Regions from separate parts of the Homo sapiens genome. Here region 2 is linked to region 1. Evidence: chromatin loops called from intact Hi-C (ENCODE). Cell type or tissue: mammary epithelial cell. All regions are shown on one strand.

Region 1 (5,000 bases):
GGCAACTCTCTCATTGCTCGCTCACGTGGTATTGTGTGTATTCGTTTCTGCCTTCCCCAAGGGCAAGAACTTTACCTGGTGAATCTCTTTAGCTGTACCCAGCTTGGGGGCTGGCCTTGAACACACACATTTAAGAATGTGGGAGTCTTGGGGGAGAGAGCCCCATGGGTAAATGATGACAATCCTTGGTGCCCATGGCATCCGCACTGTGCACACTGCCTCCCTTCAGCCTCCGCCCCTCTGACTTCCGGGAATCTTCATGTAATTTTTCTTTGCTTTTCTTTTTCCCTCCCTCCCTCCCTCGCTCCCTCCATTCCTTCCTTCCTTCCTTCCTCCCTTCCTCCCTCCCTCCTTCCCTCCCTCCCTTCCTCTTTCTGTCTTTTCTTCCTTCCTTCCTTTCTTTCTCTTTCTTTCTTTCTTTCTTCCTTCCTTCCTTTCTTTCTCTTTCTTTCTTTCTTTCTTCCTTCCTTCCTTTCTTTCTCTTTCTTTCTTTCTTTCTTTCTTTCTTTCTTTCTTTCTTTTCCTCCCTCCCTCCCCTTCCTTCCTTTCTCTTTCTTTCTTCCCTTTCTTTCTCTCTTTCTTTTCTTTCTTTCTTTCTTTTTCTCCCTCCCTCCCTTCCTCCCTCTTCCTTTCTTTCCTTCCTTCCTTCCTTTCTCTCTCTCTCTTTCTTTCTTTTCTTTCTTTCCTTCCTTCTTTTTCAGAGACAAGGTCTTGCTCTGTTGTCCAGGCTGGAGTGCAGTAGCATGATTATAGCTCACTGCTACCTCAAATTCCTGGGCTCAGGTGATCCACCCACTTCAGCTTCCCGAGTGGCTGAGACTACAGGTGTAGGCCACCATGCCAGGATATTCTTCAAAAATTTTTTTGTAGAGATGGGGTCTCACTATGTTGCCCAGGCTGGTCTCAAGCTCCTGGGCTCAAGCAATCCTCCCACCTCATCTCCCAAAGTACTGGGATTGAAGGTGTAAGCCGCAATTCCCAGACTTTGTGTAATTTTTTTCTTCTCTCCTTGCTCTCTGGAAAAGATCAGATACTCACTCGCTCTGGGATTCAAATGTCTAATTTTAGATTAAAATATGTGGCTTCCCAGAGGTTTTAGTTTTACCATGGGAAAAGTCTTCAGCCCCAAATATTGACACTCTTAGTGGTGAGCTTGCAGACATGGTGAATTGGGGAGGGGTTTGGGTCCCAGGCAGCCTCCTGCCTAATCCAGGTGTCAGGCTTCCTGGGGTCTGTGGAAGGTTGACTGGTGTCAAGGAGATCAGGCTGGGGATGTCCAGGGAGTCTATAGTGGGAAAGAGGGAGGGAGGAGCTGAGTATGAATGAAGGGATGGAGATGTGTACCCAAGAGACAGAGGCAGTGAGTGGACCACAAGGAGAGGCCTGGGTCAGGGGTGCTCTGGGGGTACCCATAGTTTTCCTGCTTATTTCTAGATTCCCCTGGAGAGACTGGAAGACCAAGATAATCTTATCTGTGAGAAAATCTGGTTCATTTTTCTCTCTTAAACAGATCATTTGAGCCTCAGTTTTCTCATCTGTAAAATGGGGAGGTAATCCTTACACACAGTGACAAAGTTGGGAGAGGCAGATTAAATAACAGATGTGACTGCACTGAACATACACAGGGCTAATCCCTGGTGCAACGTAGGTGCTCCATTATTGTGCATGGCTGACGCTGTGAAGGAGCCCGCATCTGAAGTCAGATGTGCTTGAATCCCAGCTGGGCTTGAATCCCAGCTCTGCCCTCCTGGCTGGGGGTCTCTCCAGCCTCTCTCCTCTTATCAGCACCATGTGCCTTTGCCAGTTTGGAAACACTTGAGTGTTTGAAGCCACAAAGATACCTAGAGTAGAGTTGTGTGGAATTCCTGATCAGGGATTTTCAAAGTATTTTAGGCACATAACCCTTTGTTTGAATGAAATTATACATTGAAGCTTAGTGTGTCAAACAGGTAAAATGGGGCTGGGCTCGTGGCAGCACAGAGTGAGGGGCTCAGAGGCTCTGCTCACTCGGAGGCCTGAAGACAGCCTCTGTGTCTTCCCCAAGAAACCTCCCCAAGCAACTTCCGCTACACCCAAAGTTCCATTGTTGGAAACTGATTCTAGTCTAAATGCCTTACTTGTGGTTGGACAAGGGAAACAGGATCATGGACAAGGAAGATAATTGTCCAGGATAACTCAAGAAGTCCTTTGCTTTCTCTTGGACTCAGTTTCCCCATCTGTAATCAGGAGACGAACTGAGATCTCCCCTATTTTCAAGTGCTTTCTGGCTGTAACTCCAGTCTAATGCATGATGCAAGCGCCACCTGGTGGTGAGAAAGGGCCCTGGCAGCTGGAGAGAAACCCTGCTATTATTTCTCCAGGTTTAGGCAAATGTGAGCTTTTACGCAAATGATCCCACCTTCGGCCAGAGTGCTGCCTGTCAGGATTATAGGGCTTTCAGGCTCCTTCTCCTATTCCTCATGCTCTCACACTGAAAGGAGCATCAAGAAGCCCAAGAGAGGTATCAGAGGCAGCTTGAAAATATTCCCCTGGCTCTGCCACTAACTCCTGTGTGATCTTGGCCATCCAAGTCCTTTCCCCTCTCTGGGCCTCAGCTCCTACATCTGCAACCTGAGGGGGTTAGGTGAATCCAGGGTTCTTAACTTGAGATCTATGGATCCATGGCTGGGAATTCTGTGAAACACTTGAAATTTTAAGAATTTTGTGTGTGTGTGTGTTTGTACAAGGTATAATTATGCAGTTCTGGAGGGGAAGAGTGGAGCTTTAATTGCCTTCTTAGAGAGGGCTGTTCCTCTGAAAGCGTTCTCTGGTCTAGATGAGCTCTGAGGGCAACCAGGGCCCAGGAATTCTAGGAGCTTCCCCTTTGGAATGCTTGTTCACTCAGACAACCCGGAGGATTTACATTTGGCAGATGCATCCAGCTCGACAGTGGCGTGGAGACGTGCTAAGAGGGCCGGAGGAAAATGAAAAGCAAAAGCTCTCCAGGTACATGCATTCGACGGCCAAGGAGATGCTCCTCAGTCCCCAGCAGCCCTGAGTCAGGTAGGGACCAGAAGCTGGTAGCTGAGCCCTGGAACTCTGCAAACCTCCACCAGCTGAGGGCGCTGTCTGGGCCGGCCTTCCTTGCTTGCTTGCTTGCTTGCTTGCTTGCTTGCTTGCTTGCTTCCTTCCTTCCTTCCTTCCTTCCTTCTTCCTTCCTTCCTTCCTTCCTTCCTCTCTCTCTCCTTCTCTCTCTCTTTCTTTCTCTCTCTCCCTCTTTCTCTCCTTCTTTCTCTCCTTCCCTCCCTACCTGTTTCTCTCTTTCTTCTTTCTTTCTTTCGACAGGGCCTTGCTCTGTCGCCTAGGCTGGAGTATAGGGGCATGACCATGGCTCACTGCAGCCTCCACCTCCCAGGCTCAAATGATCCTCCCACTTCAGCCTCCCAAGTAGCTGGGACTACAGGCGTGTACCATCATGCCCAGCTAATTTTTTAATTTTTTTTTTTTTGTAGAGACAGCGGTCTCCCTATGTTGCCCAGGCTGGCCTCGAACTCCTGGGCTTCAGTGATCCCCCTGCCTTGGCCTTCCGAAACACTGGAATTACAAGTGTGAGCCACTGAGCCCAGTCTGCCTGGGCTTTCTTGCCTGGATAGGCTCACCGTGGTCCCTGGGGAACTTCAAAGACAGGAAGAACAACTGGCAGAACTGGGAGGACGCTAGTCCCCATGATGCGGCCTCTTCTAGGCCACAGAGATGGTCTTGTTGTCCCACCCTCACTCTTAAAGCCCCATTTGCTTTCGGAACCACTGCTTTCTGCAAAGCATCAAGCAGTAGGTGAAGGAGGAGGAGAAAGGCATTAGCCCTTGGGTCTCTAATCTGTGCCAGGTACTGTGCTAAGTATTTTACCATAACGAGTTCATCTGATCCTCACAATAACCCTGGGAAGTTGGATTACTCCCATTAGATATTTGCAGACTTTGAGGCTCAGAGACATTTACTGACTTGCCCCAAATCATAAAACCTGTAGATGGCTGGGCTGGGTTTTAATCATGTCTTGCAGCATGTGCAGGATTTGGAGAGGTTTCCCAAAAGTGGCTCTCAGGGCTTCAGGAGGCCTTCACACCTCAGACCTGGGCTGGAGGCACGGTAGCTCTCGGATGCTGATGCTGCTTCCAAGCAGGCAGATTTAGCGATTGCCCCAGCGATTGCCCCAGCGATTGCCCCAGCTGGCCTTCAGACTCGGTTTGGAGGTCTGAAGACAGCCTCTTTGTCTTCCCCCAAGAAACCTCCATTTGCCCCCCATCAGCTAAAATTGCCCATTTCTTCTTTATTTTTGCTATTTGGATTTCTCTTTTCCTGGGGTGGTGATGGTGACCCAGAATCTGACCCTGACACTCCCTGGACCACACCCTGCTCTGCTCTGTTGCTGGGCTTGGGAATCACCCATGCGGAAGTCCACACCTCCCCTCCAGGGCCTTCAGACTGACAGTTTTCAGGGACCCCTCCCTACACGGTACAACAGGATCACACCTGCCTGAGAGCTGGAGTTTGCACAAGCCTGGTGCCTGCCCTCCCTGTGCTCCGGGCCCACCGGCCATGGCAGCTGAGGGGAGACTGGCTGCCGCCACTCACCTGGCTTGACCTCCCTGCCAGCCTTCGCACTTGGGGCTTCCCTGGGCATTTGGGAAACCATCGAGCTTTTGGATGTCATGCTTCTTTTTGCACATGGGACCTGAGGGAGCCAGGGCCCTGGACATGCCCCGCATTTCTGTCTAGAAGAGAGTCTCCCAATCCCCTTACCACCACTTCAACAAGCATTGTGACTGGGTCTGATACTACCTGTCCCTGCCCTCCGCCTCCCCTCCCCTAGTCACTGCTGCCACCAAATCATCTTATGTCCATATTGGACTATGAAGACAGTCCATTACGATGAAGTTGATTCATTCACATGTTCCACATATATTCACTGAGCACCGACTGTATGCCAGTATGTCCTCTGCTCAGGATACATTCTTGTTCTG
Region 2 (5,000 bases), 430 kb before region 1:
CCCAGACACCCACCCTCACTTCTCATGGCCAGCCTGTGTTTGCAGATCACTGGGCTGCTCTGTCCCCAGCTTGCCCCATGCCTGACATGGCTCCATGAGATTCTGTGGAATGCCCTTCTTGACTCGTGGAAATCATTCACCAAGTACGATGGGATGGGATTCCAAGTAAACAGTGGACCGTCATATTGCAAAGCAGGCCCACGCCTGGGCTGGCCTTGGTTGAGGGGATGGAGGAATGTTTTCGGGGGTGCTTTGCAGGGCAGTGGTGCAGCCGCAGTGTGAACGGTCTTGGACAGCTGAAAACCATGGCCTCCTTGGGGATGGCCAGTGCTCCTGGTGTCTCCTCCACCTGCCTGGGTTGTGCAGGAGGCCAGCTGCCAGTGCCTGGGGCTGGGAAACTTTTTTGCTTGGGGCAGGCTTGGGCGAGCTCTCCCAGATGTGTGCCCACCCCACCACTGCCTGGAAGCATCCTTGTTCTCTGCCAGGATGCAGGGTCACTGTTGCCTCTGACACAGCAGTTTCTGGGAACTCAGAGGACTGCCTTTCTGAAGGCTGGGGAGAGGCTTTGAGCAAGGAGCTTGTTTTTGCTTAATCCCTCTAGACCATCCCTGATGCGTAGATGTGAGAGGATGTTTTCTGGCACAGTGTTATGAAAATACAGGAGAAACAGTCTCAGTGGAATGTTTCATATTACCCGAAAAAAACTGGAAACCATCCTCTGTTGATACGAACACACTGAGACTAAGAATTGAAGTAATGCAGTTTTAAGAAGTACTTTTTTCCTATTATTTTTTGCTGTCAACTTTCTAGCAATGCCACGGCAAAGTTGGTGTTTCAGCACATGCTAGAGTGAGCTCCGGCTTCGTGTCTTTAGCGGAGTTGGTTAATGTTTCACTGGGTAGACGGAGCTGGCCTCTATATTTAGCCAGAAGCCTTTGCCTCTTTTCAGGCATCAAAAATGGGTGTTGTCATTGTCTTTGAGAACAGCAATTTGAGGTCTGACTCCTTCAGTTGTCCTGTGAGCTGGGCGTTGCAGTCCGCTCGAATCAAGTGTTGGAAACCCCCCACCCCACCCCTCAGCCCATCGTGAAACGACAGCTGTCAGCCTGGGGGGTGGCTGCTGAGGAGGTGCAGCAGGAATGGGGCTGGGCCCGTGGGCCAGCACCAGCTGCCCTTAGGTTTTACTTTCCAAGCCAATGGCCCCTGGAACATGCCAGCACACACTGCCATGTCCTGGGGCTAAGAGCTGCCTTTAGGGACAGGCTCGTGTTGTCCAGTTTGCCCTGAGAGATGCACCTGACCAGGGGCCCGTCGTGGCTGCAACCCACGGTGGTATGTTAGTGTTTCCAGGCAGTTGTCAGCAGCTGCCGGGTAGTGTGTGTGTGCGACAGCAGGAGAGTTCCTGGAGGAAAGGGACTGGGGACACTTTCTCAGAGGTTCTCCTGCCTGGAATCAAGTGATGCGTGTCCAGAAGGCAAGAGAGGGCGGCTCCGCCTGGTTAAAGTTTGGGAACGGGACGGAGCCAACTCCTCCTTCCAGGACTGTGGGCCCCACTCTTTTGCGCTAACACTTCCCCTCCCTCGGGTCACTGAGGAAAGAGCTGCTCTGTCCCCTCCAGTGCCCTGAAGGTCCCTGGCCTCCACTGGCTGCCATGGCAGGGGGCCCTTCTGACAGGGGCTGCCCCAAGCTGCTGTTCCTCCTCTGAACCTTCACCCCAACACCCAGCCCGTGGCCCCTGCAAGGGGGACCCTGCCAGCTGGGAAACCCAAAGGCCTGTCCAAATGCGCGCACCAGGACCGAGGGGAGCTCCCTCCCCACATCTGCTGCGAATTGCCAGCTTTTAAATGGATGGGGTTTTTTATGGGTTGAACCTCTGTTAATACTTTTGTACACTCTCACTACAGTTTATATTTTTATAGGCTATTTTCTCAAGGTGTTTCTAGATTCCACATATCTATTTTATATAACAAGTTCTTATGTTATGTGTGTGACTCCCTTGTGTGTATCTGTGCCAGCCTCAGCCTCCGAGTTGCTTTTCCCTCTGGCCCTGACTCTCACTGACTCACCGATGTGATGTGCAGGCCCACTTCTTACCCCAGATAGCCTCGGGTGCTGCCTGTAGTCATGCTGACAGCTGTACAGTAGCCGCCAAGACTGCTGACGGCTGGAGACGGTTCTGGTTTCAACAACTACGGTATATTGATATCGGAAGTATTCTAGACAGATCCTCAGTTGGGTTTTCTAGCTACATGTTTGTATTGCACAGATCCCCACCTGCCATCCTATAGTGTTGTCTTCCTGTGTGTTCCGGGGCTTCTGGGCAGCTGGGCCTGCCCGGGGAAGTCCTTGCAGGTGGGAGGCCATACAGAGACCCAGTGTGTGCCACTGAGCGTCCCACCGCTGCTGGGCAACTGGAGGACTGCAGGGGGCGCCAGGTGACTCTCTCCTTTTATATCACAGCAGCTCCTGTGCTGACCTTCAAGTTATGTTTTGGAACTGTAATACTAAAGGAAGAAATAAACTACTAATTTGTATAATATTCTGCATTGAAATTCAGTTATAGTCACTAGTGATGGGGCTCACCCCAAGGGCTTGGAGGGTGGGGCAGGGCTTATTGGTGTTGCGGGGGGCGAGGAGGGGCTCTCCAACCTTCCAGCCTGGCGTTTCTGGGTGTCTCTGCCCTTGGCTCACCCTGGGGCGGGTGCATCAGGATGCCTTTGCCAGCAGGGGCAGCCTTGGGAGGCCCCAAGAACCATGGCCAAGCTGCAGGTGTGGGCTGGGGGCACCGAGGTGGGAAAGCCGGAAGCTGGAGACTCCCTGTGTCCGGATAACCCCCCGCCCAGCCACAAAGAACAGGCATGCCTCCTTCCGCCAGCTGTGCCATGCCCTGCCTGAGTCACAGGCTTGTTTGTCTCCCGTCTTGGCTGACAGCTCAGGCCCAGCTGCCACTGGGGACACCCCCAGTCATCAGTGGAAAACACCCAAGAATGATGAAGACCAAAGGGGTTCCCATAGGGGTGTTTCGGGGTGGCTCCATCAAGGATTCCCAGACAGGGCAGGCCAAGGCCTGGCAGGCTTTTCTCTTCTGGGGACGTGGATTCAGCGAGGCTGGGGGTTCCTGGAGTCACGCAGCAGAGCGGCGGCGGCAGAGCTGGGACAGGGACTGGTTCGGTGTGTGGGTCAGGAGCAAGTCGACAGGCCCTGCTCCCCACCCCTTGGAAGGGAGTGCCACCAGGGGCCGTTCTGACTAAGGCCTGGGAAGCCGTGACTCAGAGCGTGGGTCCCCAGGGTCTCTTTGGGCCAGCCGGGCTGCTGCAGACAGACAGGAAGCACGCCTGACGCTCCTCCACCCTCGGGCAGCACAGCGGGGCTGGGACTCACGCTAGCTTGCCCAGCAACTTGCTTTCCTGCGTGAACTCTGGCAGGCTGCCCTCTCTGTGCAAAGCCACCACTGGGACCTGCTTGGGGCCCTCTCCCTCTTCCACCTGCTCAGGGTAGCCTGGAGCTTGGAGGTGGGCAGTCGGAGCCTAGGATGGGCCTGTGTCACCAGGGCATGTGCCCTTGGGCCAGGTACTTCCTCTCAGAGCCTTGAGTTCCTCCTCTGAGGATCGGGCTTGTTGGTGTGAAATGAGGTGAGCATGTTGAATTGGGGAGCAGCAGGACACGCACCTGCAGGCAGCTGCCGTGGCCATGCTCCCTCCCTCCCTTCCAAGTCCTGGGACAGACGCTCATCGCCGAGGGGTTCAGCCTCTGATACTGTTTCTTGGTCTCAGCCCCTAAGGAGTAATTTTATTTTATTTTTTTTGTGTGAGATGGAGTCTCGCTCTGTCGCCCAGGCTGGTGTGTAAAGGTGCGAACTCAGTTCACTGCAACCTCCGCCTCCCAGGTTCAAGCGATTCTCCTTCCTCAGCCTCCCAAGTAGCTGGGATTACAGGTCCCCATCACCGCACCTGGCTAATTTTTGTATTTTTAGCAGAAATGGGGTTTTGCCACATTGGCCAGGCTGGTTTCAAACTCCTGACCTCAGGTGATCCGCCCGCCTCAGCCTCCCAAAGTGCTGGGATTACAGGTGTGAGCCACCGCGCCCAGCCAGGAGTGATTTTCAGTGGTGTCCCCTCCATCCCCAGCATATACCCAGCCCTGAGTGGCTGCGGCTGCCACATGCAGGCTCCAGGGCTACATTCACCTTTCGTCCAGGGTTGTCATACGCTGGAGAGTAGAATGTGAGAGGTGACCCCTGTAGGCTGCAGGGCGAGCTCTCTGAACCTTAGTGTCCCCCACCTGGAGAAGGGGCGTAACACCTTCCAGGGGGAGGGCTGAGGAAGAAATTGTCAACGGCTGAGTCTAAGGCTCACAGCCAGAGGCCAGGGTTGGATCCAGGGCTGGGCCTGGGCCTGGGGGGACAGTGTCCGCCCCTTCCCCAGCCTCCCGCCCCTGGTCAGGCCAGGACCCTCTTCAAAGCACCTTCATGCCCATCTGTTCCCTGCTGTGGGCACTACTGTCTGGCTCCATGGGACTAGATTTTATGGGAGGGGAAGGGGCTGTGGGTAGGCAGGTGCCAGGTGCTGGACCATAGATCAGCGTGGTAGGAACCTGTAGCTGGGGCTGGTGGTGGGAAAGGGGCCAACCTGAGGCAGTGACAATTAGCCCAGCCCTATCTCTGGGCACAGAGATGAAGGGACACGTGGGGACACAGTAGGGCACAGCTGGCCAGCCTGCTCTTCCCCTCTCTGCCTGCTTTTTGCAGAAGAGTCAACAGATAGAACAGACAGGGCCAGGGAGGTCCCCATGGGGGCCCCAGTCCCCACCACTCCAGGGGGCAGTCCCTGCAAGTGACATGGTGGGCTCAATCCCTGTGGAACAGGTCTCTGAGGACCACAGAGTGGGGCCCCAGGGAAGGCTGGGAGCCTGAGCTGAAGGCAGGCAGCAAGTAAGGGCCAAGCCGTGCCCCTGCCCGGAAGACCTTCCTGCCCCCAGAACCCCACCCTCTGCAGACAGCC

Evidence for each region. A loop is a pair of places that touch in the nucleus more often than their neighbours do. Peaks named below come from ENCODE experiments on the same cell type or tissue, not always from the same donor. Only the 100,000 strongest peaks of a DNase experiment are listed, where the experiment ranks them.
Region 2: it touches region 1 in a loop (25-fold over the local background); 13 of 110 quality-filtered maps call a loop at or near these places.

Annotation. Positions count from the first base shown.
Region 1 is chr15:79,182,264-79,187,263 of GRCh38, forward strand. No RefSeq gene overlaps it. Among named protein-coding and RNA genes, the nearest start is that of MIR184, 25 kb to the right of the region's middle. In mammary epithelial cell, CTCF peaks have their summits at 2,308 (motif pointing left) and 3,093 (motif pointing right); no DNase peak of the experiment used is centred here.
Region 2 is chr15:78,753,979-78,758,978 of GRCh38, forward strand. It overlaps LOC112268143 (a long non-coding RNA gene), which reads right to left and starts at 3,767. Exons shown (of 2, transcript XR_002957697.1): 1 at 3,670-3,767; 2 at 1,986-2,504. RefSeq lists enhancers at 2,344-3,148, 2,824-3,033, 3,149-3,953. In mammary epithelial cell, a CTCF peak has its summit at 2,424 (motif pointing right); a DNase peak (open chromatin) is centred at 2,962.